Linked DNA regions of Mus musculus: all the other regions are linked to region 3. Evidence: chromatin loops called from intact Hi-C (ENCODE). Cell type or tissue: left cerebral cortex. All regions are shown on one strand. Links, peaks and the distances in the headings refer to the core of each region. The heading gives the core; the rest is flanking DNA.

Region 1 (9,883 bases), core at 1,297-9,296, 130 kb before region 3:
CCAGTGGGAGGCACAAGCAAGGGGCTGGAAGCAAGGGAGGATAAAGTTCCCAGCCACCTCTCTGCCTCCCAGGACATCTTTTCAGTAGGGACTGTGGCTCTACTGATACCAGAAAAGCCTGCTGCAATCCTGTTACCCACTGGTGACTCAACCCAGGGCAACAGTGATGTCGTCTTTCCTCCCACTCCTCCGACCTGCACTGGGGCAAATAGTTAAGGCTTTTTTTTTTCCTTTTTTTTAAAGGCCTTTTGTCTCAAGGGCCTTCTTGGTCCTTTGTCACTTCTCCTGGGAGTAGGCAAGTATACCTACCACACACGCTGTATGCAGAGCCCCTATTATTACTGGTATTGCTACTTCCTGCTATTAATTTCTCTCATTTAAATTGTAGATGGTTTCTGTTCTAAAGACTAATTAACCAAATCCTTGAAAAAGGATTTAGAAGGGGTTGGGAGAGTAGGAAAGGAGAGAAAAGGGTAAGAGGTAAACTTAAATACACAGAGAGGATTAGAGAGAAGAGAGCAGCTGATGTGCACTGCAGTTTGCCTGTGACCAGCCTCCTTCTCTCTTGACTCCACTTACAGGTGGTGTGGAGATCCTGCCTTACTCAAGTCTTTGAAGCAGAAAAGTGCTGTGGTCAGGTTGGTTTTACTATTTAAATCTTTTCGATATATCCAGAACTGTGTTTCTAAAATGCTTGGCTGGTTTGCCTTAATTCTAGCCTGTCCCCTTTATTCTCAGTTCACTGTTTCCTGGATATCTGTTGGTCTTTGCCGCCAGATATCAGGTTTTTCCTACACTGATTTTTTTCTCAGAAATGGTTATCCTTCCTTCTTAAATTGTCAGAAGCCACCAGCTCCACTGGAGGAATCATCCTTGAATTGGTACCTGCCTGTCAAAAGGCAACGGAGCTTGTGTCTGGGAGCTGCTGGTTTACTAAAGCCAGGAGGTGGTGGTTTACACTGTTCATATAAATCAGTTTCCCCACCCTTTGAGAATAACAATATAAATAGATCTGACAGTCTTCTCCCCTTCTTGTGTATATGCTTAGAAACTAGACCCCATGCATATCTCAAAAAAAAAAAGAAAAAAAAAAGACAAACTTTTCTTAGGCTGTACATGATGGTACATAGCTGTGATCCAAGAGAGAGATTGAGGTATGAGGCATATGAGTGGCAGGCCAGATTGGGCTTTGTAAGGAAATGAGACTATTTCCAAACTAACAAGAAGTTTCCTCAGCTCTCTTTTCTCTTGAGTTATGGGTCTGTCCGAATCTACATTTTCCCTCAAGTACATGTCCAAATGCCACCTTTTCCCTGAAGCCTGTCTTCTCTGGCATGTGAGTGTGTCTATATATATCTTCCAGCCTCCTAAATCCCTAAACAGCAAACAAGAGAATGGCACGTTTGCCTGTGGCCTGGCTTATATTACATTCTGTGTATTATCTAATTGTTATGTGATTGAGTTGCTTCAGTAAACTGATACAAGAGTTGGTTCCTAGTACCATTTTCTCTTCAGCCCTTGAACTCCGTTCAGCTACAGGAAATATGCATAAGCTGCATTCCCTACAACCCAACGTTAGTGATTGATAACAGTAGCCCTGCGGCCGGTCAGTACCCAGAAAGGAAAGACACCGCTATATAGAGAAATAGAAAAGCTTATGATGTCAATATATATTTTTCAACTAGTACTATCATGCAGTTTTTTCTTTATTTCATATCATGGTGTACCTTTTAAATATCTTTCCACAGCATGGTACTGAAATAATCTGAGAAATTGAAAGGAGATAACACACATATACTCTTTGGTTATGAGCAACTGGCAATCTTAGTTAGTTATATACATGTGTATACTTTATATACATTGCATGATTTATATATAGTATATATATATAACATTATAGCACAAAATATAATAATATATAGGATATACCACTAATACCTTAAAGAAATATAAAGAGGAAAGTAGGTGTGCCTGTAGTCCAATACTTGAGAGACGGAGATAGAAGGATTGCTGTTTATTTGAGGCCAGCCTGGGCTACACATTGAATCTGAAACCAACCCAAGTTACAAAATGGGACCTATCTTTACAAAATTAAAAGAAAAAGGAAACTTAAAGAGGAAAAGATTCTTCTTTTGTTTGTTTGGTGTTTTTGAGACTGTGTCTTACTGTGTAATTCCAGCTAGCCTACAACTGTTATATAGCATGTAGCCCAAGTTGACCTCAAACTAAAAAGTCCTCTTGCCTCAGTTTCCTCTCTGTTAGAGTTACAAGCATGCTGCCATGCCTGATAAGACAATTCTTAATGAGGCAGGGTTAATTTTAGAGAAGATTATTTTTAGCTGAATTAAGAATTATAAGTGAAAGGCTTAGAGATGGCTTAGAAGTTAAGAATACTGCTCTTCCAGAGAACCGGGGTTAAATTTCCAGCACCTACATGGCAGCTCACAACTACCTATAACTCTAGTTTCAGGGGATCTAACCTTGTCTTCTGACCAAGTTGAGCAGCAAGCACACACATGGTGCACAGACATACATGTAGGCAAACCCATATACATAAAATAAATAATATTCTTAAAATATTTTTTAATTAGGGGCTGGAAAGATGATTCAGTGGTTAAGAGCACTGACTGTTCTTCCAAAGGTCCTGAGTTCAAATCCCAGCAACCACATGGTGGCTCACAACCATCTGTAATGGGATCCAATGCCTTCTTCTGGTGTGTCTGAAGACAGCAACAATGTACTTACATATAATATAAATAAATCTTTAAGAAAAGTATTTTTTAATTATAAAATATAAATTGATTTTCATCTAGGGAGAATCTCCTGTTACTCAGATGACCCTCCTTAGACTACATGGGTCTTTTACCGTCTCTTGTAAAGGAAATGGATGCTAACATTAGCCACTGAATATCAAGTGCTAAACATATTCTGTTTCACTTCAGTATCTTGTTTAGTCTTCAAGAGTTTTGGGAGTTTCCTTAATAAATGTATACATATGCACACACACAGTCACCATGTAGACCAGGCTGGTCTTGAACTCAGATCTGCCTGACTCTTGATGCTAGGATTATAAAGATGTACACAATTATGCCCAGTTCCTTCATACTTATATTTAACATCTTTTAAACTGTTGAGTCTTAATGAAGTTCATTTAATATTTCTCTTCTTTATTTTTTCTGAAAACATTAAATTGATGAATTGCCCATGGTTGGAATATATTCAACCTTAGTTTATAGATAAGTAAATGTAGCATGCTCTGAAGCCTTCTTCAGTTTTAATCTGCCTACTTATGTATAACACTGTCTTTTAAACTATGCCTCTAGGTACCCTAGAAAAAGAAATAGTTTGATAGAGCTTCCTGAGGACTACAGCTGTCTTCTAAATCAGGCTTCTCACTTTAGGTAAGAAGAAAAGGGGTGTGTGTGTGTGTGTGTGTGTGTGTGTGTGTGTGTGTGTGTGTGTGTGTGTGTGTGTGCACGTGTGCGCGCGTGCGTGCGTGTGTGCGTGCGTGCGAGGAGAGAGAGAGAGACTGTAACGTTCCTGAACTTGCATTTGGCCTACCATACAACCAATGAACTCATTGTGAAAAAGTGGCCAGTGAGGGGTCAGCTGGTAAAGGAGCTGCCAAGCCTGTTGTCTCAGAGAACAGTCTCCTTCAAGCTGTCTCTGAGCCCCACACATACACACAGATTTCTGGGTATGGCTTGCTTAAGAAGTAACTGCCAGGGGCTAGAGAGATGGTTCAGTGCATTAGCTGCTCTTCAGAGGTCCTGAGTTCACTTCCCAGCAACCACATAGTGGCTCACAACCATCTGTAATGGGATCCGATGCCCTCTTCTGGTGTGTCTGAAGACAGCAACAGTGTACTCACATACGTACAATAAAATCTTTTTAAAAAGAGGAGAGACTGCTGTGTATCCATTGTACTCGGTTTCCTCAAACCATGCTACAGTACACACTTCTGTCATTCATCACTGACAGAGTCGCAGAACTACTGCAGGCTGTACTGTTCACTGCCTCTTGCCTGTCCAAACTCTCGCCACTACAGAGGAGTTGTAACACCGATTCCTTTGCACGCCCCTGGCTTTTTGCCTCCTCCTCACTGATGATTCACTCTGTGAGATTAGCTGTGTGGATGTGTCATCATAGCAGAAATCTGGGTCTTCTTTCACTCAATATGTTTTTATGGCTTATCCAAGTTGTAGCTGTATTAAATTTGTTCCTATTTTGGTTAATATTTTTTATTATACATATAGACCACAGTTGTCTATATTTTCTTCCATAGATGGGCATTCATATTTATGAAATTGTTTCTTCCTTTTAGCTATTATGAATAATGTACTATAAACATTCACATACAAGCTGCCAGATGAATGTACAATTTTCATTTCATGTGAATGTATACATAGGTCATTTGCTAGGCCATATGTTTGATTTTCTTTAGTGTCAAACCCACTGTGTCATTTAACAGTCTCACCAGCAATGTATGGGACATTATGTCTTTACATCTTCACCAGCCCCTAAGTGAACTACCCATTTCAGTAAGAAACTTCTCTCACCAAGGTAAAGAGCAGGCAGGTCTGGCATAGGAGGTTCCCAGGCATAGGCCGGCTCAAGCAGGGGGTACTGGGGTCATCACTTGGTATAGGAGGTTGAGCTAGAGGAAAATTCCTGAGCAGTGGGCAGCACAGATGAGCCTGGCTCAGGAGGCTGTGCTGACCAGTCACCTGGAGCAAGATTCTCTGGTAGCATAGGCCTCCTTTAAGTGGAGCTAAGTTAAAAAAAATTTTTGGGGGGGGGAGAGTTATTTATTATTATTAATGTATGTCTATGACTCATGTGTGCAAATTTCTGTGGAGGCCAGCAGAGGGCACCAGATCCTCGGAGCTGTAGTTACAGGCAGGCATGGGGGGGCTAGAGTGATCTCAAGAGTTTCTGGAAGAGCAATACAAATTCCTGTATTTCTCTGCTGAGTAGGGTGAGTGATGGAACAGGCTTTATTACTAAATAGATACATGATGTGCTTCTTGTTTTCCAACACACTGAATGTGTCTTCCCCTGTTGAGGTGTCCACGGTCTGCAGATGATGAGCGAAAGCATCCTGTCCTCTGTCTTTTCTGTGGGGCCATCCTGTGTTCTCAGAACATCTGTTGCCAAGAAATAGTGAATGGGGAAGAGGTTGGAGCGTGCGTTTTTCATGCGCTTCATTGTGGTGCTGGAGTCTGCATTTTCTTAAAGTGAGTATGGAGTCATCTGGAAACACGTATCGAGTGAATATGCCAGTAGAATAAGTAGTTCTTTAAAAAAAAAATAATATTCTGTTTACATTTCCTTCATTGTTAGAGAAATCTTTAATGGCATAGGCTTTATATCAGTGACCCCAGTTCTGTGTAATATTTAGATATGAAAGGAAAGCTTGAAATCCTAAAACTTATGCTTATAAAGTATGTGCAGATTATTAATTTCAGACTGCCTTATTTATGTGTGTGTTTACTTGTATATTTATTTAGGTTTTTTGGGACAGAACTTCTCTGTGTAGTTCTGGTTGTCTTTGAACTTGTTTTGTAACCCAGGCTAGCCTGGAACTTACAGATATCTTCTGCTTCTGCCTCCAGAGTACTGGGATTAAAGGCATGGGCCACCATACCCAGCTATTTATTTTGAGACAGGTTCTCTCTATATAGACCAGGCTGGCCTTGAACTCTCAGAGATCCTGCCCCCCAAGTGCAGGCCTATGTTTGCCTTTCTTTAAGATGTTTTTATTTCCTTCTTTAAACAAACGATTGACTACTTAGAACAATAGTTATTTATAAACGAAGATAGCTTGCATGGGAGAAATCAAATTTAAAGTTGATTTCTGTGTTTTTTCTGTCCATTTTCCTGTGAAATTCAATTTTTGCCTATATAAACCCTTAAGACTTACTGTGAGATATATTATCATTGCTTAAAGATATATTATCAACCTTTGAGGGGCTGGTTAGATGGCTTAGCAGGTAAAAGCACTGACTGCTCTTCCAAAGGTACTGAGTTCAAATCCCAGCAACCACATGGTGGCTCACAACCATCCGTAATGAGATCTGACGCCCTCTTCTGGTGTGTCTGAAGACAGCTCCAGTGTACTTACATATAATAATAAGTCTTTGGGCTGGAGCAAGAGGGACCAGAGCAAGCAGAGGTCCTGAGTTCAATTCCTAGCAATCACATGATGGCTCACAATCATCTGTATAGTTGCAGGGTACTCATATGCATAAAATAAATAAATAAATAAATCTTTTTTTAAAAAAGGCAACCTTTGAGACAAGAGCAAAGAACGGTATAGAAGTCAAACTCAAACACTTGTTTGCTTGAAGCCACAGGAATAAGTCTGTCTATCCCAACTATTTTTTGTAATTTGTTTGCCTTATGATTTCTCATTGTGGTCCTTAACCATTTCTCTGCAATAAGCATCTCAAGTGTCCTCAAAGTACTATTGGAGGTTGGCTTGAACTAGGAAAGCCTTTAACAGTTCTAGACTGGAGGGTGCTCTATCCTTCCTTGAAGCCCCCTTCTGCCTAAGTAGCAAGTTAGGAAAAGGCAAAAATAGGCCCAGCCACATTTCTCCAGGGTCCTATGGCTCACAGGACAGTCTCCCATTCAGTATATCCAGGTAGAATTACTAATTTCCCATTTCTCTAGATCCACGGATCCTTTTTTTTTTGTTTTTTTTGTTTTTTTTTGGTTTTTTTTTGTTTTTGTTTTTCGAGACAGGGTTTCTCTGTATAGCCCTGGCTGTCCTGGAACTCAATCTGTAGACCAAGCTGGCCTCGAACTCAGAAAGACGTGCACCACCACACTTGGCTCATGGATCCTTTTCTATTGCATCAAGAAAAACAGCAGTGTTTGTTCCTTCTACTCAGACAAAACAGTTTATTGCAGGCAGTGGTGGCGCACGCCTTTTAATCCCAGCACTGGGAGGCAGAGGCAGGTGGATTTTCGAGGCCAGCCTGGTCTACAGAGCGAGTTGCAGGACAGCCAGGGCTACACAGAGAGACCTTTCTTCAAAAACAAACAAAACAAAACACCCCACAGTATAGTGTTTTCATCCACGGCTGTATTGCCTTTTCATTAAATGTTTACTGAGCATGTCTTGTCTTTAACTTTGATTCGATGTCTATCATCTGCATATGTGTATCTAACAGTGTTTGCTAACATTGGATTTACTTTTCAGAATCCGAGAATGCAGGGTGGTCCTGGTGGAAGGAAAAGCCAGAGGCTGTGCCTACCCAGCCCCTTACTTGGATGAATATGGAGAAACAGACCCAGGGCTAAAGTAAGATTTTCTTTAGTGGAAGGTTTAATCAGTTGTCTTATATTTTATTTGCTTTATTGTATGTGTATATTAATAGTTCTTTAAACGTAAACTCTAGAAATAGAGTTACTGATGTTTGTGAGCTGCCATTTGGATGCTGGGAACTGAACCTTGGTCCTCTGACAGTCGTTAGTATCTTAACCACTGAGCCCACTTTCTAGCACCTGGGCCTGGTGAGACAGTGAGACAGGTTCCCTGATGCTAGGAGGCTGAGTAGCTGGTCAGTACCACATGTTATCAACTTTTTATGTAGGTTTGGGGCCTTGAACTCAGGCCCCTCAGGTTTGCATGGCAGGCACTTGACTGACAGAGTTCTCTCCCAAACTTTATTATTCTTTTAAAATATCATCCAGAAGAATAGACTCACTAGATAGGGCTTGGGCTCTAATGGATTATATAGGGATTTGTTTTTATCGAGACAGCATTTGACTTGCCTTTAAGTTTAAGAGGAAGGTACTGAGTGGTCAAAGTAGTTAATGCTGGTCAGGGTGGAGGTCACTTTTAATTCCAGTACACAAGAGGCAAGTGCAGGTGAGTCTCTGAATTTAAGATTCATCAGATCTGAATAGTGGCCAGCCAGGGCCACATGGTGAGAGTTTATCTCAAAAACAAAACCAATAGCAACAACAAAATAGTTAATAACTGAGGATAATCTTGAGTTGTTCTAGAAAAGTACAAAAATGTGGAACTTTTAAGTTAATGATAAACAGTGTGAAAGTTGACAAGTTGCTGAGACATCTGATGTTCCAGGGACTGAGATGCCAGGTATCGCTATGACTGTACTCAACAGACTTCAGACTTTTTGTGTTAGCTGGCACAGTGTTGCAAACTAGGTAACCCTGGAATAGAAATGTACTTACTTAAACATTTGCTAAGCCAGGTATGATGATGCACATCTATACGGAGTTCTTGCTACCTGGGAGGATGAAGCAGGAAGGTCACTGGAGTATCACTGTTCACACCCAGCCTGGACACTGTAACAAGACTGAGAAAAAAACACAAACAAAAACCAAGAAAGTGTTCACCAAGCATGTGCAAGATGAATCATAGGGAAGGTTATAAAACAAAGTATTTCTGAGGAGAAGAATGATTTAAGGTCTTAGTGTTATGCCTCAAACCTAACCTCCTACACAAAATCATAAACTGAAGCTGGGTAAATTGTGAGGACAGAAAGCCATTAGAACCTCATTCAGCTATCCACCAGAAAAGACCAGAGCTGCTTCAAGTTAGAACCTGTTTAAATGAGGTCTCATTATGTTCATTATGTATGAGACCTGATTTCCCAAATAGTCTATTTCTGCTTCCTTAACTAAGTGGTGTGCCAAGTTCTTAGTAATCAGTGAAGAGTTGCCCTGTTTCTGGGCCTCGTCCTGATGCTTGCGCTCATAGCTGCAGGGATGTCTTGGTAGTGTGTACTGATTTAAGACTAGAGATGGCACTGTTAAAGCTTAGATGTCAGCTTTGTTTTTTTTTTTTTTTTCCTGAAGGAGAGGAAACCCACTTCATTTATCTCGGGAGCGGTATCGGAAGCTGCATTTGGTCTGGCAACAGCACTGCATTATAGAAGAGATTGCTCGGAGCCAGGAGACTAATCAGATGCTATTTGGATTCAACTGGCAGTTACTCTGAGCTCCAGTTCTGCCTCAAGACAATCATGAGTGACATCAATAATAAAGACTGATCTAAAATTCTAGAGAACTTTCTGAGGACGGGGAAGTATTGGAGGGTCTTTTGATCCATGTCCAGATTCACACACATTAATAAAATATTCCTTAATGGAATATTGCTTTCAATTATCAAACATAAGCTTCAAGGGAAAAACAAGACATAGATTAATGTTTTATGTTCTAGAACACTAAAGAAATGCTTGTTCATCCAAGTGTCTATTTCTGCTAATATTTCCAGAAAACTCCTTTCCCTTCATAACTGTCCTAGTTCATTTCATATCACCCACCTGGTTAATGAGGTCACATTAAGCATTTGTGGACATTTCTCCATCTGGCTAACATCTCTGCACCTTTGTATTTGGTGTTTCTCGAGTGTAGTTTAGCTTGGGTTAGATCTGAAAAGATGCTGATCACCTGTGATGGTCTAAAGAGGAATTGCACAACTATGCAGTTTCTTTCAATTAAAAATTTCAAAACATGTAAACATCTTTCTTCTTTAAGGAAATATCCTTATTGTACCACCTACGGCTTCAGTCAGAAACAGATCTAAATCTCTCTATGGAGAGTGCTAGCTGTGCTAGTCTGGAAAGCATCCTTCCAGTATAGACCTCAAGTAGATTCAGGAGAATGTGCTCATTACGCATTCCTTATACAAAAGCCTGTTATCCTCACCTGATTCCAGGGAGCTCTGTGGAGTCACAAGTTCTCCATCAGTTACATTTCTTAAGGCAGATTTCTGCAGTAAGATCTCGTCTCTTGGGGCCCCATCCTATTGTCTCTCAGAAAACTCTTGTTTTGAAGCAAACTCTTTGTAGAATGGGAATCAGAAAATTGCCCCAGTGAATGGTCATAAGAGATGAAATTAGAA
Region 2 (9,883 bases), core at 681-8,680, 120 kb before region 3:
ACCTGAGCAAAAACATAGAATTTAATATTCTAAAAAACTTAACTGCTGGCTTGAAGCTATGGCTCAATGATAAACTACTTGCCTAGAATGGTGATGGTCTAGGTTCAATCTCTAGTACGTTTCCTCCACCAAAAAACCCAAAACACTTTTTAAGTCTTACCCTTAATGATAATCATTAATTGGAGTCTCATAAAAGTTAGGGGAAAATGGCAAGGAAATTAAGAAATAACTACGGGGGGGGGGGCAGCGGTGGTGTATGCATTTAATCCCAGCACTCAGGAGGCAAAGGTAGGCATATCACTGAGTTTGAGGCCAACTGGGTCTACAGAAGTTTCAGAACAGCTCAAGGCTACATAGGGAAACCCTGTCTCAAAAACAAAACAAAACAAAACAACCCCTATAATTAGAATAGAATCATAGAATCATTTCTTCCCTTCTTTTGGCAGTGCTAGAGATCAAACCCAGGGTCTTTAGGCAAGTTAGTCAAATGCTCCAGCATTGATCTTACCCTGGAATTACTTTACAAATGTAAACTTTTTCTTTCTTTAACTTTTGTCAGGCTCAATACTCCCTTATAGTCTATTTTAATTGCTATCAAACCAAAATTGATATTCAATAACTCATATCCTCCAAATTATGGCTACCTTGTCTAGCTGTCCAACACTTTTTTCTAGCTTTATTCTTCATATTTGGATTTTAAATTTTTGACATAAAGCTTATCAACACAAAATGATGAAGTTTTGAAATTATTAAAAAATAAAACCAGGACACAAAACAGGGTAGTTCATACAATTGGTGTGAGGAGGTTTCTGTTAAAAACTGAACCGGGGCACTCTCAGAGAATCTCGGGCCTCTGCTGCTCACACACAGTCTTGTTTAGTGATTCCTGTTATAGTGTGTCTAACTGAGCTACAAACTTCCAAAGCAGTAGTTGCTACAATGCATTCTATTTGCTAAATACATAGCAGAACTCTGAAGTTTATTTGTATTTGTTTTTCTAGTGCCTAGCAAAGTAGTCCACCCTATGAAAATTTGTTTATAGAGATTCTGTCAATTGAGTAATGTTTAAATAGAAACTAGTTTGATGGAGAATATAAAGGCAAGGCTGTTTGGTGGTTTGCAGAAGCACTGTAAATCCCACGATTGGATTTCATGGTTTGAAGCTCTGTGTACTCAGTTTGAAAGCAGCCTGACAGCTATAAGGAAATTAATACACAGTTATTAGTGTACAGTTCTGGGGTCTGAGAGGTTTTGTTTTTGCTTTTTTGACCCCAGGAATTGGACTTAAAACATTGTTCATGATGAACCTGTGCTCTACCAGTGAGCTACACTCTTGGCCACCTGAGACTTTGGCTTTTCTGGTGCAACTTAGCTAATTCTCTTGTGCTGACAAAACACCTGGTTGGGAGGGGGGGCGGAGTTGGGGGAGGAAGCAGCTTAAGGAAGAGTTTATTTTGGTTCATAGTTCAAAGGTACAGAGTCAGTATGGGGCGGGGGAAGCTGTGGAGTGTGAGATGTCTGGTCCTCTTGGTGGTTAACTTCCTTTCTTGCTTTTCTGCTCACACAGCCAGCATTTGCACCCAGATCGGGGGATGTTAGGTGCTTTGCCTTTCTCATGTCAACTGCACACATTCACTCAGGGTTCCTCTGCACCCTATAATGCCACCTGGACTAGGGTGTGTCTTCCCCCTCTCCACTAACAAAATCTAGATAATCCCTCATAGACACATGGAAGAGAGCAAAGAGCTTGTCTCTTTGGTGATTCTAGCTAGAACCCTGTCAAGTTGACAAAGGATATTAGCCATCACAGGTGCAGAGAGGGGCACTCAACACTTCCTTCACATCCCAGGAGAATTTTTAAAGACAAGGAAGGAAAGCCCTGTCAGCCATCTTCTTTCTTTGATCTTCATGCTGATTCATACTGTGGTGTTGGGGCTGGGGATGTGATTCAGGAGCATTGTGCTTACCCTGCTAGGGTACAATAAACAAAACATTGTCATGTTGCCCTGGTAACCTCGTGCTGCAAATGACCCACATAGGTAATTTCCTGTTGAGATGGGGGTGGGGGAGACATATTACAAAGTGGCACCTAAATGTGGGTAGATTAGCACACACATGGAAGAACAGGAAAAGGAGAGGGTTATTCAGTGTATTGTTTATTTCATGCTGGAGCAAAGGGGAAAATAACTATTGTAAAGTGAATTATGTCTTATATGAAGTCTACCTGGTATAAAACTGAATCTTACTGACTACTTTGTAAGATTTTTCTTAAGTCTGAGTTTTGTTCCTTCATGTATCCAGAGTATCCGCACACCTGAGTCAGTCTTCTATTTCACCTTTATTTCCCCAAATCTCTTTTCTTTTCTTTTTTTATTTTAAAGCAGGGTTTCTCTGTGTAGCCCTGGTTGTCCTGGAACTCTCTCTGTAGACCAGGGTGACCTCAAACTCACAGAGAAACGCCTGCCTCTGTCTCCTGAGTGCTGGGACTAAAGGTGTGCACCATCACTGCCTATTTTCCCAAATCTTTCTGTATTAGTAGTTATCGCCACACAATCAACCAGTGTTGAAGATAATAGTAAACATTTATTTTTGATACTGCAGATTAAACCTTAAACATTTATTGTATCATATTTTTGTGGGGCTGAATGTGGGGAATGGCTTAGCTAGCTGATTCCGGCTTGGCTTATTTTACAAGGTGATTGTCAAGATGCCAGCTGGAAGCTGTAATTGCAGCATGCCCAAGACTGAGGCAGGAAGATCAAAAAACTGAGGCTATTCAGGGCTTCATGGGGGCTACAGCCTATCTTTAAAAGAAAACAATGAAGATTCCACAATGAAACCCATTTGTATCTTAACCTAATTTTTAAATTCTACCTGTTTTTGTAGCACATGTCTGTATTGAATAATGGGGGAAAAAAGCATTTTCCAACTTTCATCAATAGAAACAAAACAATCTGGCAACGCCTTCATGTTTGAATAGAACAAGATGACCTCACCATCAGTTGTCTTTTGTTTTGGTTTCTGTCCAAGAGTCTGCACATGACAGGCAGTAAGGATGTCTCCTGCTTGTAAAGGAATATAAAGAGGATGGTAGTTCCTTAACAGTAAGAACACTTTTGTCACCTAAGAAAATATTTGAAAGTAAAAGTGAACCTTTGAGCCGGGTGTGGTGGCGCACGCCTTTAATCCCAGCACTCGGGAAGCAGAGGCAGGCAGATTTCTGAGTTCGAGGCCAGCCTGGTCTACAGAGTGAGTTCCAGGACAGCCAGGGATATACAGAGAAACCTTGTCTCGAAAAACAAAAACAAAAACAAAAACAAAAACAAAAAGTGAACCTTTACAATTCATACCATTGCATCCTCTCTGTTCCTGGCAAACTCGTGGCAGTCATTGCAATTGTTAAGGAAAAAAGAACGTTGGGCATACAATATGGAATAGGTCCGCAGTTTGGTTTTGACATCAGTTTTGTGATCTTGGTAAAGTTTATTCTTAATTTTTAATGTCTATATAATGGATAGTAAAGAAAGAAGAGGGACTTACTCTTAGGTTTTGTTTTGTTTTTTTTCACCAAAGAGCTTGGCACATTCAACATGAAATACGTCTCCCATACAGCCTCGGTGTCCCACCCTTCATAGTTAGTCTTTGTGTGTCTTGAGCCACTCCTGCAAACTCCAAGCTTAGAGTCCCAGACTGGTCCACATGAAAGTTGTTCATTGTCTTTATCAAAAAGCCAATGAAATCTTTTTTCGTGGGTTGTGAATGGGCACTCCCTCGCCAGGCTGACATCTTTGTAACTCCTTTCTTTTCTCCCAATACCTTCGGGTTTCCCGGCCCTAGTTAGCAGCTTAGGTTAGGGGACAGCGCCCATTTCCCAGATCCTGGCAGCTCTAGGTCTGAGCAGGCGAGTAGACCTTAAGCAATGACCCGGCCTCACGATTCTCGACGCGACCGCCTCAGTGACAAAGCATTACCAATTTTCTTCCAAAGGGCCCAACTCTGTGGCCATAAGCACGCTGAGCTAGGAGAACACCTACTGAAGTCGGCTCTCAGAAGCACTGCGCCTTACATCTCTCCTCAGGACAGGCCGGCCGTTGCAGCGGAGGCTGGAACTACGAGTCCCAGAATTCCCAAGCACACGCGCACTGTCATTGTGATGCTCCTTTCCCGGTAACTCGCCCTCTCAGGCAAACCTGAAGATAGCGGCAATTCTCCGGTGGGGGGCGGAGACACTCTCGGCCCAATTCTCCGCCCCCTTCCTGATAGGCAATGGGACTAGCCAACCGACGCCACAGGCTGGGAACGTGCTCTCCAATCAGCACCCGCGGCGGAGAGGTGGGCGGTGCGCGCTGGCAGGGCGGGTGGGCTAGGCTGTGCGGCTTGCGGGGGGGAGAGTAACGTCGGGCCGGGTCAGCGGGCGCTGCAGTAGTCGCCGCAGCGGCGATGGGAGCGGTAGGGACGAGGAGGCGGCGGCGGCAGGAGGAGGAGGAGGAGCAGGGGCTGGCACGAGAGCAGCGGCCCGGGACAATCCGCAGCAATACCCGCAGCCGCTGCCGCCGCCTTTAGACGCGGACGGCATCCGAAGGGACCGCCGGCCGTCTAAGCCGCGCTCCGGTCCCGCCGCAGTGGGCGGCGGGGGATGGGCAGGCGGTGGCGGGCCCGCCTGCTGAGCGGTGACTCCTGCCGGTGCGGACCCTGAGCTAGACCCTCGTCCTCCGTCAGAGATCCTGCGTCCGCCGCGGCCCAGGTAGGACACACCCCCGAGCCCCAGGGCGTCTCCAAGAAGCTTCCCTGCGCCCGCCTCATCCCTCGTTCAGCTCAACCGAGGCGTGGAGGGGAGACTGCCCGAGACCCCTGGGTTTCTTATGCCCACGCCCTGAGGCGACGCCAGACCCAAATTGATCCTCATCCCACAGATCTTTCTGGTTCTGCCCCATTTCCCCGGAGGCTTTGGGTGCCTTCCCTGAACTTGGAGGTTCATGAAGCTGCTTCGTCTGTTTCTGTGGGTGACCCATATATCACTTGTACTCATGACTCTTCTGGCTACCAGGACCGAGCAGAGAGGAGTCTTTTGAAATTATGAGCGTTTCATTCTATCTTGCTTTTCCCACTGTAATGGAAGAGTGACGGGACTACCGAATCTCATTTGTGTGGTAACAAGGAAGGCCGGGACTTTGTAGTATTGAAGTAATGACCAGAGGGATTTGCTTTGACAAAGATGATGCTGTTGATACGCGGGGATGCCAAAAGAGGGACAAAAGAGCCTACATATACGCACTGTCGAGTCAGAGAAGTAAATAATCATGGGGATGCTAGGATACCTGATCCTTAAATGAAGTTCATTTTGTTTCAGTTGTGGCGCTGCCTTAGAGGTAAAAATGACATTGAGTTGTACTTTGCTTTGGATTAAAGTTGATAGGCTTCTCTCCCCTAGCTTTGGAAGCTGTCCTTTAACATTTAAAGAAGACAATTCTATTTTAACCTGTATATGATGGGAAGATGTTATTTAGTAGAATTGAATGTGTGTGAGAGAGTGTATTGTGAATGGACTCAAACTCTCAAATACAAGGAGGATTCAGGCTGTGTTTTGTTTCAGTGTTTGGTTTTGAGCCATTAATAGTTGCAGTGACATTAAACATGGACTTGCCAGGATAGACTGCAAAGATGTATCTGTTTTCTTTCAGCAAAGTGGACTAGAATAACATTCATTTAAGGAGTAAAAAAAATGAGGATTTTTTAAAAAGTATTGAGTGGGTTGAATACTTTTTACTTTTTATGTTGCGATTTTAAAGAAGCTGCAATGGTGACAGATATAACAGTATGCCATCTTGGAGAATCTATCCTGATGAGGATTATGATCTATTAAAAATTAAAGCATAATGAAAGAACTCTTTAACGCAGAAGCTTATATTTCCTGTATGATGAATTTTTATAGACACCAGAAAGGATGTTTGAAGCATGACTACAAAGGAAGGTTTCTCTAATAGTTTAACTTTATAATGGAGTGTTAGAAACTGATTTTCCTCTTTCAGTTTTGGACACATAAGAGACATTAAGGCTCATACATAACTTCATTTTATTTATAATTTCAAACTGAAACAATTTAATTATGAATAGAAAGCTGACTTAGAGATTGTATCTTGTTCATCATCTTGTATATGGTTCATGTATCATTGAATTCCATGTTGTATATGACTTCAGGTTCTCTTGTTAGGTACTGTTTTTTTTTTTTAATACCCCAGGAAAGCTGAGCAATTATGTAGGACTTCATATATCCTTAAATGTCATGTAAGAAATGAAGTTTGTATAATTTAAAAAATTCTAGGGAGCAATTTACACATAAAGATGCATTCAAAATGTGATAGTCATCGGTTGTTTAAAAGTGTTGAGATTTTTACTTTGTGTGTACCAGTGTTTTATCTGAACATGTATGCAGTGATAAACTATTGGTTTTTCAAAGCATAGTTAACACAGCTTAGTTCTGATTATGGAATTTAAGTTTCACTTTGTTGGCAAGCAGGAAGTTTTTTGTATGCTATACAACTTTTACAAGTGACACCTATGGATGATGTTGCTTTGTGGTTTAGAGGCAGAATTATTATGTAGTCCAGGCAGGTCCTGAAGCCCCAGGAATCCTTCTGACTGGGCCTCCCAAGTGCTGGAATTACAGGTGTTAACTACCATTTTAATGCCGTGCTGGGGTTCAAACCCAGGGCTTCATGCATTCTAGGCAAGCACGCTACCAACGGAGCTGTAACCCCAGCTTTACATTTTATTTTGAAAAAGGATCTTCCTAGTTTGCCCAGACTGGCCTGGGTCTTGTGATCTGCCTGTGTTTGTCACCTGAGTAACTAGGATTGCAAGCATGCACCACCACACCCAGCTCATTGATCTTTTTTTTAAATGTGTATTTGTTTTGCCTGCATATATGTAATTGCATTGTGTGAATGCTGCCTAGTGCCCAAGGAGGCCAGAAAAGGTGCTAGATCATCTACTGGAGCTAGCTGGACGATTGTAAGCTGCTTTGTGAGTGCTGGGAACTGAATCTGGGCCTTTGGAAGAGTAGACAGAGCGCTTAGCTACTAACCCAGCTCTCTAGCGCTCACTTTTTATCCATCCATCCATCCTTTCTTCCTTCCTTCCTTCCTTCCTTCCTTCCTTCCTTCCTTCCTTCCTTCCTTCCTTCCTTCCTTCCTTCCTTCCTTTCTTTCTTTCTTTCTTTCTTTCTTTCTTTCTTTCTTTCTTTCTTTCTTTCTTTCTTTCTTTCTTTCTGTTTTTCTGTTTTTCTGTTTTGTTCCACTTCAAAATAATTGCCTTAAAAAGTAAAGTTGAGTTGTTTTCCTTATTTAAGTCATGTGATCTTCTCAATATTGTATTTTTGTTAATATTTGTCTGCAACTTTCTGCATTGCATGTGTTGTATGTTATGAAGTATATTTGTACAGTTTGTTTCTTTTCTTTTTCTCCACTCTCTCTCTTTGTCCATTAAGTACCTCAGCTTATACAGTATCTAAACATGGTTTTTATTAACATTTTCCAATACCTAGTAAAACAGAGATAAAGGAAGAAAAGTAGGAAGAAGAAACACCAAAGAGAAAAGTGTAAGCTATACTGATAATGATATTTGATTTTAAAAAATCACTAGGGCTGGTGAGATGGCTCAGTGGGTAAGAGCACCCGACTGCTCTTCCAAAGGTCAGGAGTTCAAATCCCAGCAACCACATGGTGGCTCACAACGTGTCTGAAGACAGCTACAGTGTACTTACATTAAATAAATAAATAAATAAATAAATAAATAAATAAATAAATAAATATCACTAGATGCCTGGCGGTGGTGGCACACGCCTTTAATCCCAGCACTTGGGAGGCAGAGGCAGGTGAATTTCTGAGTTCCAGGCCAGCCTGGTCTACAAAGTGAGTTCCAGGACAGCCAGGACTACACAGAGAAATCCTGTCTCGAAAAACAAAAACAAAAACAAAAAACAAACAAACAAATCACCTAGATGTTAAATGACATGATAAGCTGAATTTGGACTCCCTTTCTGTTGAATTTTCATGGCATGTAATGAATTCAACAATATTCAGGGCTGGTGAGCTGGAGAGATGGCTCAATGTTTAAAAGCACCTGCTCTTCTTACAGAAGACCTGTGTTCCGTTTTCAGCAGCCACATGGTGGTTCTCAACCATCAATAGCTTCGGTTCTAGGGGGTCCAGTGCTGCCTTCTGACCGTCAGGGCACCAGACCCACATGTGCACAGACATACATCCATGCAGACAAAAGTATCATTCATATATGTACCTATATGTATGCATACATACATATATATAAATTATTCAAAGCAATCTCTGAATCTTTGAACAGTGAGTTATTGTAATAAATGCTTACAACCATTTTTAATACTTGCTAAGCATTTTCCATGTTATACTGCTGTGGGTTAAAGATTGAACAGTAGACAAAAGAGAAATATCTCTTTACTTTTGAGCTTATGATACACTTTTGAGCAAACCTGTAGAAACAGATAATTATACAAGTTTCATGTATTATGAAGAGAAAGTGTAGCCATGATCTTGTGACAAGTGTTTGGAGAAGAGAAGTTTGTTCAAGAGAAGTCTCTGTTTTATTAACCCTACCCTCTGTGTAGTCCGGTCTGTCCTGGAACTCACTCTGTAGGCCAGGCTGGCCTTGAACTCAGAAATTTGCCTGCCTCTGCCTCCCAAGTGCTGGGAAAATGTTTTATTTCAATGTCCCTCTCTCTCTGTCTGTCTCTCTCCTCCATCCCACCTCTGGTGAGTTCAGTGTATGTGTGTGTAGGCTCCCAGCCAAAGCATGCATGTGAAGGTTTGAAACCCTGTGTTTGCATTAGCTTCAGAGATCGGTGGAAATAGTTTCACTCTATTTAAATAATTAAAAATAAATGTACCTAAATTAATTAAAAAGTAGTAAAAATAGTGTGCACATAACTCTTGTATGTTATTCAGATATTATGCATCTGTGACAAACAGGAGAAAAAAAAAAACAAGAAGGAAACATTTTGTTTCACAGTGTTGAGGTTTTTACCCACTGTGGCAGGGAGGAGCATGGTGGAAAAGAATCAGCTCGCTTCATGGCATTGAGGAGGCACAGTAAATGCCTACGCTAGTGTTTCATGCCCTCACAGATATACCCAGAGGTGTACTGTACTAATCTCCTGAACACTTCTGAGTTCAACCAAATGAACAATCAAGGATTAACCCTCACAAGTCCATCCCTTGTTGACTTGCACCCATACATATCTCTTTTAACCATAGCATTTGGACTGGGAAGATGGCTCAATAGATAAAAGTGCTTATCACACAAGTGTGAGATCCAGAATTCAAATTCCTAGAACCTATGTGAAGGTAGATGTGGAAGCACACATCTGTCTATACATGTGCTGAGATAGTAGGTGGAGATGAACATCCTCAGAAGCTGTCATCTGGTATGTTTTGGGGAGAACAACAAAAGTCAGACTCTGTTTCAAACCTTCACATGAATGTTTTGGCTGGGAGCCTACACACACATACACTGAACTCACCAGAGGTGGGATGGAGGAGAGAGAGACAGAGAGAGAGGGACATTGAAATAAAACATTTTCCCAGCACTTGGGAGGCAGAGGCAGGCAAATTTCTGAGTTCAAGGCCAGCCTGGCCTACAGAGTGAGTTCCAGGACAGACAGGACTACACAGAGAAACCCTGTCTCGAAAAAAAACCAATAATAAATAAATATCTTAACATTCCATTCCTGGCCTTCTGAAGGTCATGTCTGTTATATCCATGACCATACAACTGTTCAGTCTACTTCCACAGTTTCCACAGTCTTTACAGTTCTAACGTTGGTCAAAAGTCCAAGTTCAGAGTATCTGAGATG
Region 3 (9,883 bases), core at 1,174-9,173:
AAAAATAAAAATTGGCAGTCTTAAGCCAGCTCTTCACTCAGGAGTATGATCTAGAGAATCAAGCTTTCGGTTTGGTTTGGGTTTTCAGTTCTTTGAGGTTTTTATTGATGGCATATTTCATATTTCAGTCACAAATCATCCAAATAAGGTAAAGAACATGACTGTAGCCATAATAGAAGTAGGGTGTGACAGAAATTATCTTTTGGGAGACAAGTACCTCCTGGCTTCTATCTACACAGGTTACTAACTCAGGCCTGTCCTGTGCTTATTTCAGTGGAGCAAAGAATGAACACTTAGTTCCTAATTTTAGGTAATGTTGCCCCCAAATTATACTACTGACCCGTAGGCTTTGTGAATTGCTTGAAATATTAAAATCATACCTCGTAATCTTGCACATCCTAAAGATATCTTGACTTTAATGGATAGTGAAAACAGGAGGGAATTGTATCCTATCTGATTCAGCATTAAGATAGAGATCTTAAAACATCTAGGCAAGCTGGGCGTGGTGGCGCACGCCTTTAATCCCAGCACTCTAGAGGCAGAGGCAGGTGGATTTCTGAGTTAGAGGCCAGCCTGGTCTACAAAGTGAGTTCCAGGACAGCCAGGGTTATACAGAGAAACCCTGGCTACAAAAACAAAAACACAAACAAACAAAACACCAAAAAACAAAAAAAATCTAGGCTCTTCTCTCCAGCTCTGCACACAGGCTGGCCTTGCAAACAGGAGCACAGCCACTTTTAGTTCTTTAGTTGCATGCTTTGCAATGAATATCTTTGGTAAAAGTTGCAACAAGTTAATCAAGGCCTAAAAAAAAAAGTAACAAACGGTCAAAGAGTCCTTGACGTCATTATCCACTGCACATTATTTGCTCCAGCCCACTGAAGCACTGTATGCTGATGCGGTGTTTCATTTTACTCCTGGACACTGCGGGAACTTGAGGGGCTGCAGCAAGTACCAGACTCCCTCTCAGTCACAGAGTCTTAGGCTTCTGTTTCTGTGATTGCATCCATTGTACAAAAGCAAAGGTGTACATTGCTGCATGTTTTATAAACCTAGACTGCATAGCTAGCTAAGTAATGAGATTTTCTACACCCAATAATAACCTTGACAAACAGGTGCCTTTTCCTCAAGGGCAGAAAATTTTACATTTCTAATCTAACATTAGGAATTGGTGATAGGAGAAACAGGATCCACAATTTAGTGGCTTTAGGAAAAAGATGCATCTTGAAAATGTTATCTTAAAATATACTTATAGATAATCTAGATTTAGCCTTGGAGATCAAATTTTCTCATATTTTAAAACTTGTTAGCTAGGTGTGATGGCTAATGTTTCTAACCAATACTTGAGGGACTGAGGTGGAAAGATGGAAGAGAGTCTGAAGCCAACCTCTGCTTCATAGTGATTGCAAGTCCACCTGGGCTGTAGTGTGGGATCCTCTCCCAAAAAACAAAAACAAAAACATTATTTTTTTAATTATTTTTTTAAGTTTTCATACATGTATGTATATATTATATGTTGAGTACACAGCTCTCATTTGTGTATAATTACTTCTGTCATGTTCATGGTTTGCATTCACTGTTTTACATTGTGCCTATTTATGGCTTTGGAATGTTGTTTCTGGGGGGAGGTCATCTAGCACCTCTGTCACTGACGTAATAGGACATTTGTAACCAACACCTCTGTCACTGAGGTAATAGGACATTTGTAACCAACTGTACTGCTTAAATTTCTTGAATTTGGTTCTATAGACAACATATTTGCAGAATAGCTTTTTATGTTTTAATCCAAATGCATTATAAGATTACAGCATGTGACGACTCTGATGGTCCTTACATGCCAACAACACTTAGAGTCCCAACTCAGAAGCCACAGTGATGCATATTAGACCTTAACTCATAGAAGAAAACTAGAGGCAGTTCCACAACCCAGTCAGTGGGAGGTGTCTGGTAAACATGCCCCACTTCCTATCCTCACCAAAACTTTACAAAACTCGAGTGTGCACTCTGAGAATGTGTAAGTAAAGTAGAAAGTCCTCATATTATTGGGTATTTGCCTTATTTTGGCCATTTCTCCAGAAATTTTACACAATCTTGGAGCCTTAAGGATCTTGTTATGCAGCATTGCTTTCCATAACTGCAGGAAGTGGGAAATTCCTAGGTAACTCCCAAGTATGGAACAAAAAGAACCCCTATTCACTTAGAGGAAAATATGGGTAAAATATATATGTTTTCAGGTAAGTTCTTCCTCTTGGGAGAGGATTTGCATCAGAAAATTAGTGACAAATTCATCTCTTGGTTTCACAATATCTCAAGATGCTAAATAGCAAAGATTTACTGAGTCATGATTTCAGTATTTGCTCCTATATAAGTACTAATAAACATGACAGCTAAGGCAAGTTCAAGGTGATGAGATGATTTCCTATACTGGGCTCAATCCTTGGTTTTAAGGAGCCCTTAACAAAAGTCCTTTCATTGCCCTTAAAATGTAACAAGTTTCTGCCTTCTCTAATTGGAGGTGATAGTATCTACACTGTAGGCTCAAGGTGATGCTGACCACATCTCCTGGTACCTTCAACTAGAATTTCTAGACCAACAACAGTATGAATGACGCAGATCTCTGAGACTAATAGAATTACAGAATTTGCTAATAACGTTATTTTACATTAACAGTGGGATTTATCTCTTGATAATTTAAAATTATTTTGTACTGTATACATGATTATTCACCTAAACCAAGTTTTTATGTAGACTATTCTTGCCATATGATACTTTTTAAAACTCCCATAAAACATAATTGAAAACATCAAAAATTCACTTGTATCAAAGTTGGAATGTGCCAGGTGTTTTTTGCTCACTTACAGTAGTAAACAAGGCTATACAGAGTTTGGGCTGTGATTTATTATTTTAGGGAGTTTGCTGAGAAGAAACCTTAAGACTTTATTCAAAACAGTTTGGTTTGGTTTGATTTTTTGAGATGGGGGTTTTTTCAGTGTAGCCCTGAGCTGGAACTTGCTCTGTAGATTAGGCTGGCCTTAAACTCCAGACCTACCTACCTCTGCCTCCAGAGTGCTGAGATAAAAAGGTGTGAGCCACCATGCCTGGCTAAAAACAGTTTTATTAAACTATAAATCAATGAAATTAGTTCTCTAAGATAATTAAGAAATTAAAATATAGGAAATAGATCTTCTTTTTAAGACAAAGGAAATGTAGCACTGGGCCACTCAGGACTTTGAAATTGGATTGGATTTCCTAGATTTTGGTGGTATATGCCTATAATCTCAACATTGAAGAGGTAAGGGCAGGAACAGGAGTTGAAGGTCATACATAATGAGCTGAATAATGAGTTCGAAGCTAACTTAGGCTCTATGAGACCCTGTCTCAAAATAGGGGGGAGGGGAAAGGCAGAAACAAAATCTTAGGTAAGAGAGATTGGATTGTTGGATTGGATGAGTAGACAGATCTGATGGCCTGGGCTCGAGCCACTTTGCTGTTCCCTGATGCACAGTTCTCATTCTCCTTTGACACCTTTCCTAAATGGCATCTATTTAATCAGATCATTTATTTACAGATTCCAAGTTTTTCAGAAAAGGAGGCACATCTCATTTTGTATTAGATATAATGAGTTCATAAATTATTACTGGCAAATGTTATCAAACTTAGTCATAACCCGAATTCTCTTACTGAACAAGAGAAATAAGTCAATGTTCTGCTGTCCTCCTCTTAATGAGATGCGAAATTGCTCTTTGAAGTTCTTTTCAATGTGTTACATTGTATCCTTTCTCCTTCAAGCATCTTCCCTTTATGTGTTTTTGCTCAGGCAACCATGGGCATAGAGTATTGAAAAACATGCAGTGCTTTTGTATAGGCCATCTGTACATAAAAGTGTAATTATTTATTTAATTTTCTCATTTGTACCATATTAAAGCTTTGTACAGTGTTTTAAGTTCTGTTTTAAAATTATTTTGTATTTTATTTTTATAATCTAGTAATAAAACATTCAGTCCGCATGCAAACTTTAGTGCTATTTGTGTGATGGTTTGGATTTCAAAAAGTGAAAACTATTTCCTAAACTACTAAAGTGTTACAGAAGTGACAGACAACCAAGAGAAGGCCATTTTGGCTAACTTAGACGCTAGGTGAACACCAGGGTTCAGGGGTCTGACGTGCGTGTTCAAGCTGACTTTGATATTCTTCTGTCTCTGCCTGCCAAGCACTGGGATTGCAAGCATCCACTAAATCCAGCACAGAATTAAGTTTTCAAAACTCCCTTTTCTTCTCCTTGGCAGTATGCTAGAGGGATTCCTGCTCCATCTACTGCCTATCACCAAGTGGTCTTCCTTTGAATGAGAGGAACACAGGGCCAATACACTGCTACTTTGTTTTGGAGGAAACTATAGATCCTATATCTTGATTTTTTTTTCTTTCCTTTTACTAAGGAGTATCATCCGAAAGCCTATTATATTTTTCAAAATAAGGGACCTGACAGGAAGTGTAGCCAGAGGGTTAACCAGCCAGTGTGTGTGGAGGAGGGTCGGGGGAGTGTGTCTAGGAATGCCATACTCTTCCAGAAGCTAATCATGAATCCTGACCTCTCAAGTAAAAGAAGTTGAGATATTCCCCTGCTGTAAACTCTTTAATACAATACGTAAGGGATTCAATACAAGTCTGATGGACATTTGATGATTTTATAACATGCCTCAGCATGAACTCTGTCCTCAATTGTCAGTTGATGAAAAAGTTGGCCAATGGTAAAGAGTCAGCCTTTTGAGTAAAAGAGGGGAAGGGGTGGGGAGCTAAGTAGGCCGGGCGCACCCCTTTAATCCCAGCACTCCGGAAGCAAAGGCAAGATAATCTATGAGGTCGAAGTCAGCCTGGTCTACAGAGTGGCCAGGCTATACAGAGAAATCATGTCTCAGAAAAAACAAAAAGGTCAAAACACAAGGTTACTCACTTTATTTTGGTTGAGGAGGGAGTGACTCAAAAAGCTCTACAGTCATGGTCTAAGGCTGTGCTTATGACAGGTGTCTGGTCTCATAGGCTGGTCTCTTAGAGTTGGTCACTTTTCCTGTCTGGTCCCTCTTTCAGACCCGGGTCTCCTCAGGCAGTTCATCTTATCACATTGCTCCAGGGGCCAGGAAATCAGAGAAAGGCGCCTCGCCGCCCTGCAGGCCTGGCTGGCTGGGCAGATCTTCCCGGGCCGCCAGAGCCCCACCCCTCAAGGACCCGCCCCGTCGTCCAACGGTCGATCCCGGTCGCCGGCTCCGCCCCTCCCGGCTGCCCGTGGCGCGAGTGCGCCTGCTCAGTAGCCTCAGAGCGCCTGCACAGGGATGGCGGCCGTTTTAGAGTCGCTGCTGCGCGAAGAGGTGCCGGTCGCAGCCGCCGTGCGGTGGATCGCGCGCAGCACCCCGAGTTCGGAGGTAACAGTGCGGACACGCCCTCAAGCCTGCCTGGAATGTGCTTCCCGCGGGGGATGATGCTTCAGTCCCTTCTCCCAGCCTGCCCTGCCTGACGGCCCGCGCCAAGGGCGCTCGCTCCTCTGCGCGCCGCTGCCGGGCCGCCCACCCTGCGGCCTCAGCCGCTGACGGCCCGCGCTGTCAGCTGACGCTCTCGCCCCGCGACCTCTGCTTCTTCCTCAGGATAGCTCCGAGGTGGCCGCTCTGAGCGCACTTCGGCCTCTGCGGAAGGAATTCGTGCCGTTCCTGCTGAACTTCCTGAGGGAGCAGAGCAGCCGGGTCCTCCCGCAGGGCCCCTCAACCCCCGCCAAGACCCCAGTCGCCTCGGCAGCCTTGCCAGCGAGGCAGGGGGCCCCGGCACGGGGTGGCCGTGGGGCGCGCAGCCAGCTTTTCCCTGCAGCCGAGCCCCTCAGCGCCGCCGCCGAGGCACCTCTGGCCCGCCGTGCGGGCCGCAGGCGGGGTCCGGGACCGGGGCCGTCCCGCGAACGAGGCGGTCGGGGCTCCGGGGCCGCGGAGGAGGGGGCGAGTGGCGAGAGCCCGCCTTGGGCCGGAGGCCGGAAGCCTAAGGGCTCAGGCAGCCCTGGCAGCCCCAGACTGTCGCTCTCTGATCCGCCAAACCTCAGCAACTTGGAGGAGTTCCCTCCCGTAGGCACCGTTCCTCCGGGCTCTGCAGGGTGAGAATCGGTCCTTATTGCAAGATGTTCGCTAAAGCCGAGCTTGGTGCCCCACAGTAGAGTGCGCGATGGTTAGAAGGTTGAGGGTGAAGAAACCACAATGGGGGAGGGTTTAAAAGGGGCCCAACTGTTATGGATGGAATGATGCTTGAAGATAGAAAATTGGAAAAAAACAAAAAACTGTGACTACTCTCAGCAGAACGAAGCCTTCTCGAAGGATCAACCCAACTCCGGTGAGCGAAGAGCGGTCACTGTCCAAGCCCAAGACCTGCTTCACCTCACCCCCAATCAGCTGTGTCCCCAGTTCCCAACCCTCAACCCTGGACACTAGCCCTTGGGGCCTTGGCCTTCCCCCAGGGTGCAGAAGTCTGCAAGAGGAGCGGGAGATGCTCAGGAAGGCGCGGTATGGCTTTGCCGCCACCTGGGATGTCAACTTCCTCCTTATGCGGGACTTGCAGGGATTTTTCCTGAACTTGATTTCTCCCTTCGGGATTCTGGGTTTGCTTCTTGGGCTGTTGATGTCTTCTCTGGCAGAACCTGAATGTGAATGTCGCTGGTAAAGCCAGGCTGATTAATCATGACATCTCCTCCTGTTCACATAGCACCAAGCAACTCCAGCAGTCACCTACCCCAGCCTCTCCCATCCCAGAATCGGGGTCTCCGGTTCCCAGCAGGACAGGAAACCTCACCGCAGAGCCTGCCGACCCGGCCAGAGTGTCTTCTCGACAGCGCCTGGAGCTGGTAGCCCTTATCTACTCCTCCTGCATTGCTGGTGAGTGAGCGCAAAGGGGGCTGCGGTGGATATGCTTGCAAACTACAGAGTAAGAGAGTAGAGGAGGCGCAGAGCCTTGGCCTGCTTGTCAGTGGTACGATGGTATGGCATTTCTCTTTATAAACAGAGAACCTAGTACCAAACCTTTTCTTGGAGCTTTTCTTCGTCCTTCAGCTCCTTACTGCTCGGAGAATGGTGGCCACCAAGGACAGTGACCTGGAATCAAGTCAGGGTGCCCTAGGTCAGTAAGCAAGTCTCACTTTGAGAAATGATGTTTGCAGGTGGGACAGTTCTTAACTAACGGTTTGTTGTTGACCTAGATTCCCTGGACACTCCCCTGTTTCGTAGCATCCATGATTGCGTCTTCTTTGCAGTGCAAGTTTTGGAGCATCAGTTTCAGTGAGTTTTCTAGCTGTGACATTTGAGTCTTATATGTCTGTTTCTAGCCGTGTGGGATGTGCATGCCTTTGCTTAATAGATACAGTTGCCCTAGACCTTACCTGTAACCTTTTGTTGAGGGGGAGGAGATTGTGGTTGGTTTGGTTTTTTTGTTTTGTTTTGTTTGGTTTAGTTTTTGAGTCAGGGTGATACTATGTAGCCCTTGCTGGCCTTGAATCCCCTAAGCAGAACAAGCTGGCCTTAAACCTGCATAGATTTTCCAGCCTGTGCGTCTCAAGTTCTGGAAATGAGGGCATGCACTACAACTCCTGGCCCATCTGTATCATTTGATTTTGTATCAAGGCTGAGTTTATCCTCTAAAAAAATAAATAGCTGGGTTTGGTGCTAAGCAAGGATTGCAAGTTTAAAGACCTGCCCAGGCTGCAGAAAATTGAAGGCCAGCCTTTGAAAAATATTAAGCTGTAGTCCCAAATAATATATACAAAAGAGTCTAAGTATATAGATCACTGGAGTGCTTGCTCATAATATAGAGAGCCCTGTATGCCACAAGAAAAAAAAATAGGGACAACAAACACATGGCAGCTGACCTTAATGTTCATGGCTAATATTCTATCCTACTGTCTTGCTCTCAGCTTCATGAAGTCTCATGTCTTCCTTCACCTTTTACCTTCATCGTCTTGATTGTTAGCCATGGCCTTGCCATACATACCTAGGCTTAAACACCTGTCTAATGCCTCAGATGTACTTTCTATCTGCAGCCTGTGTGCCGGTCTCAGTCATGTGTGCCCTCTCTTTGCAGGGTTCTCTCCTACCTGGATAAAGGGACCTTAAAGCTGCTGGCTGAGAATGAGCGGCTGCTGTGCTTCTCACCTGCTCTGCAGGGCCGCCTTCGGGCTGCTTATGAAGGCAGTGTTGCCAAGGTAGTTACCCTCGCTAGGTAGCCTCACTGAGTAGCCTAGATGGTCTGCAGATTCAGACAGTTTCCATGGTGCTGTCAGGTGGGCAGACTCTGGGCAGGAATAAGGAGTAAAGTCTTGTAAACGTGATCCAACAGGTCTTGTTTCCTAATGTTGTTGCCATGTTTTAGGTCTCCCTCGTGATACCACCCTCTGCTCAGGCTGTCTCCTTCCAGCCAGAAACTGACAATCGTGCCAACTTCTCCAGTGATCGAGCCTTTCATACTTTTAAAAAACAGAGGTGAAAAGAAAAGGGCCCTGATGAGGAGGGCATAAACAATCTCTCCTTTCCTCGAATTAGCAGCTAGGCACTGAAAGGGGTGGGTGACTGCTCTTCAGACCCTTTGCTGGCAGTCATCATAAAGCCTGTTGGCTTCATTCTGTTTCATGTCCACAGACCTGAATCCCTGAGCTTAGCCGACCATCTTAGGGTCAGCTTTCCCTGTCCACAGATGCCTGTGATGTGCTGCTGCTGGGTCTGTAACATTACCATCGTGTAGAGAGCTATGGGGTTAAAGACTGGCACTGTGGGCAGGCTTATCTTAAACCTTCCAAGCAAGGGAAAGTGCTCTGGGAAGTGGATGTAAGCAACTGGGAGGCAACTGATGAAGCTTCCATATCTTCCAGGGATGTGTTCTATGAGGTACTTCGAGAGTGGGAAGATCATCACGAGGAACCCAGCTGGGATTTTGAGAAGGGCTTGGGTAGCAGGATCAGGTGGGTGCTCCGTCCTTGCTCTGACAGTAAGCAGCAACCCAGGAATATTTAGGGTGTTGGTTGGCAAGGGTTTCCCTCCTTCACCCATCTCTTCCTCCGTCTCTAGTTATTGGTAACTCGACCTACCTAGAACAAAAGGGATTTCCTTTCTAGCTTCTCAATCCCAGGGATGCCATGCACTTGTTCTGTAAAGGCAGAAGCTTGGGAAAGGACAGAGCTCATAGATGAAACAAGTATCCTGTCCTTACTCCCTTACGTTGATAATGACGTTCACTGACAATGAGCATGGCCTGAAGATCTGAGAGGGCATTTCTGGGTGGGTTAAGTCTGTCTATCTAGTCTGGAGAAATCTTGGTGGTGAAGGAAATGAATGTTTCTTACCTTCTCCTGGGTGGGCTTTCTGGCAAAGAGTTTGTTCACCTCTTTGGTAAATAGCCGGAATGCATCCCTTGTCTCCTTTCTACACTGTGTCTCTTTCTCCTCAGAGCCATGATGGGTCAACTTTCAGCAGCCTGCAGCCACAGCCACTTTGTCCGCCTTTTCCAAAAACAGCTTCTCCAGGTAAGAACTGCAGTGGTAGCCAAAAGATGTGGGCAGATAAATAAAGGTTGGCACTCTGGATCAGATAGACAACCTAGTTGATTCTGGCTACAAAATTTAAAAGAACGCCTTCTCTTTGGGAGATAGTTCAAATTTGGCGGGCATGTGTTCTCTGACTTCTCTGGCCTGCCCTGGACTCCATACCCTTCTGTAGCCTCTCACCACCATCCCTTCCTTGACTTGGCTACGGTACAAAGAGAGCTTAGTAGTCAGGGTATCCTCAAACCCTTGTTCTAGTGACCTGAGGCAAACAGTGCTTGCCTTGCAGTTTTTATCTCCTCATCTGCCAAATTAGAAGACAAACCCTCTGGA

Evidence for each region. Peaks named below come from ENCODE experiments on the same cell type or tissue, not always from the same donor. Only the 100,000 strongest peaks of a DNase experiment are listed, where the experiment ranks them.
Region 1: a loop joins it to region 3, with 2.4 times the contacts of the local background. A loop is called at or near these places in 15 of 42 quality-filtered maps.
Region 2: it touches region 3 in a loop (10-fold over the local background); 14 of 42 quality-filtered maps call a loop at or near these places.

Annotation. Positions count from the first base shown.
Region 1 is chr2:120,861,744-120,871,626 of GRCm38, reverse strand. Ubr1 (ubiquitin protein ligase E3 component n-recognin 1) reads left to right here. Exons shown (of 47, transcript NM_009461.2): 43 at 582-638; 44 at 3,324-3,401; 45 at 5,067-5,237; 46 at 7,208-7,309; 47 at 8,836-9,883. The coding sequence ends at 8,977. AV039307 (expressed sequence AV039307) reads right to left here. Exons shown (of 4, transcript NR_038350.1): 2 at 9,303-9,439; 3 at 8,209-8,333; 4 at 4,937-5,297. Among named protein-coding and RNA genes, the nearest start is that of AV039307, 16 kb to the right of the region's middle. In left cerebral cortex, for the core only: CTCF peaks have their summits at 3,904, 4,865 (motif pointing right) and 6,096 (motif pointing left); DNase peaks (open chromatin) are centred at 4,084, 4,858, 8,712 and 8,910; H3K27ac peaks cover 1,765 bases.
Region 2 is chr2:120,844,917-120,854,799 of GRCm38, reverse strand. Ttbk2 (tau tubulin kinase 2) reads left to right here and starts at 4,382. Exons shown (of 16, transcript NM_001024856.2): 1 at 4,382-4,744. AV039307 (expressed sequence AV039307) reads right to left here and starts at 4,144. Exons shown (of 4, transcript NR_038350.1): 1 at 4,035-4,144. In left cerebral cortex, for the core only: CTCF peaks have their summits at 4,026 and 4,234; DNase peaks (open chromatin) are centred at 2,679, 4,246 and 4,905; H3K4me3 peaks cover 2,657 bases; H3K27ac peaks cover 1,662 bases.
Region 3 is chr2:120,726,946-120,736,828 of GRCm38, reverse strand. It overlaps Cdan1 (congenital dyserythropoietic anemia, type I (human)), which reads left to right and starts at 5,312. Exons shown (of 28, transcript NM_026891.2): 1 at 5,312-5,417; 2 at 5,637-6,127; 3 at 6,324-6,530; 4 at 6,730-6,899; 5 at 7,027-7,140; 6 at 7,220-7,298; 7 at 8,098-8,218; 8 at 8,386-8,495; 9 at 8,882-8,971; 10 at 9,457-9,532. The coding sequence starts at 5,328. Ttbk2 (tau tubulin kinase 2) reads left to right here. Exons shown (of 16, transcript NM_001024856.2): 16 at 1-4,013. It also overlaps a transcript of Stard9 not described here. In left cerebral cortex, for the core only: a CTCF peak has its summit at 5,335; DNase peaks (open chromatin) are centred at 5,283, 6,092, 6,749 and 6,792; H3K4me3 peaks cover 3,290 bases; H3K27ac peaks cover 1,007 bases.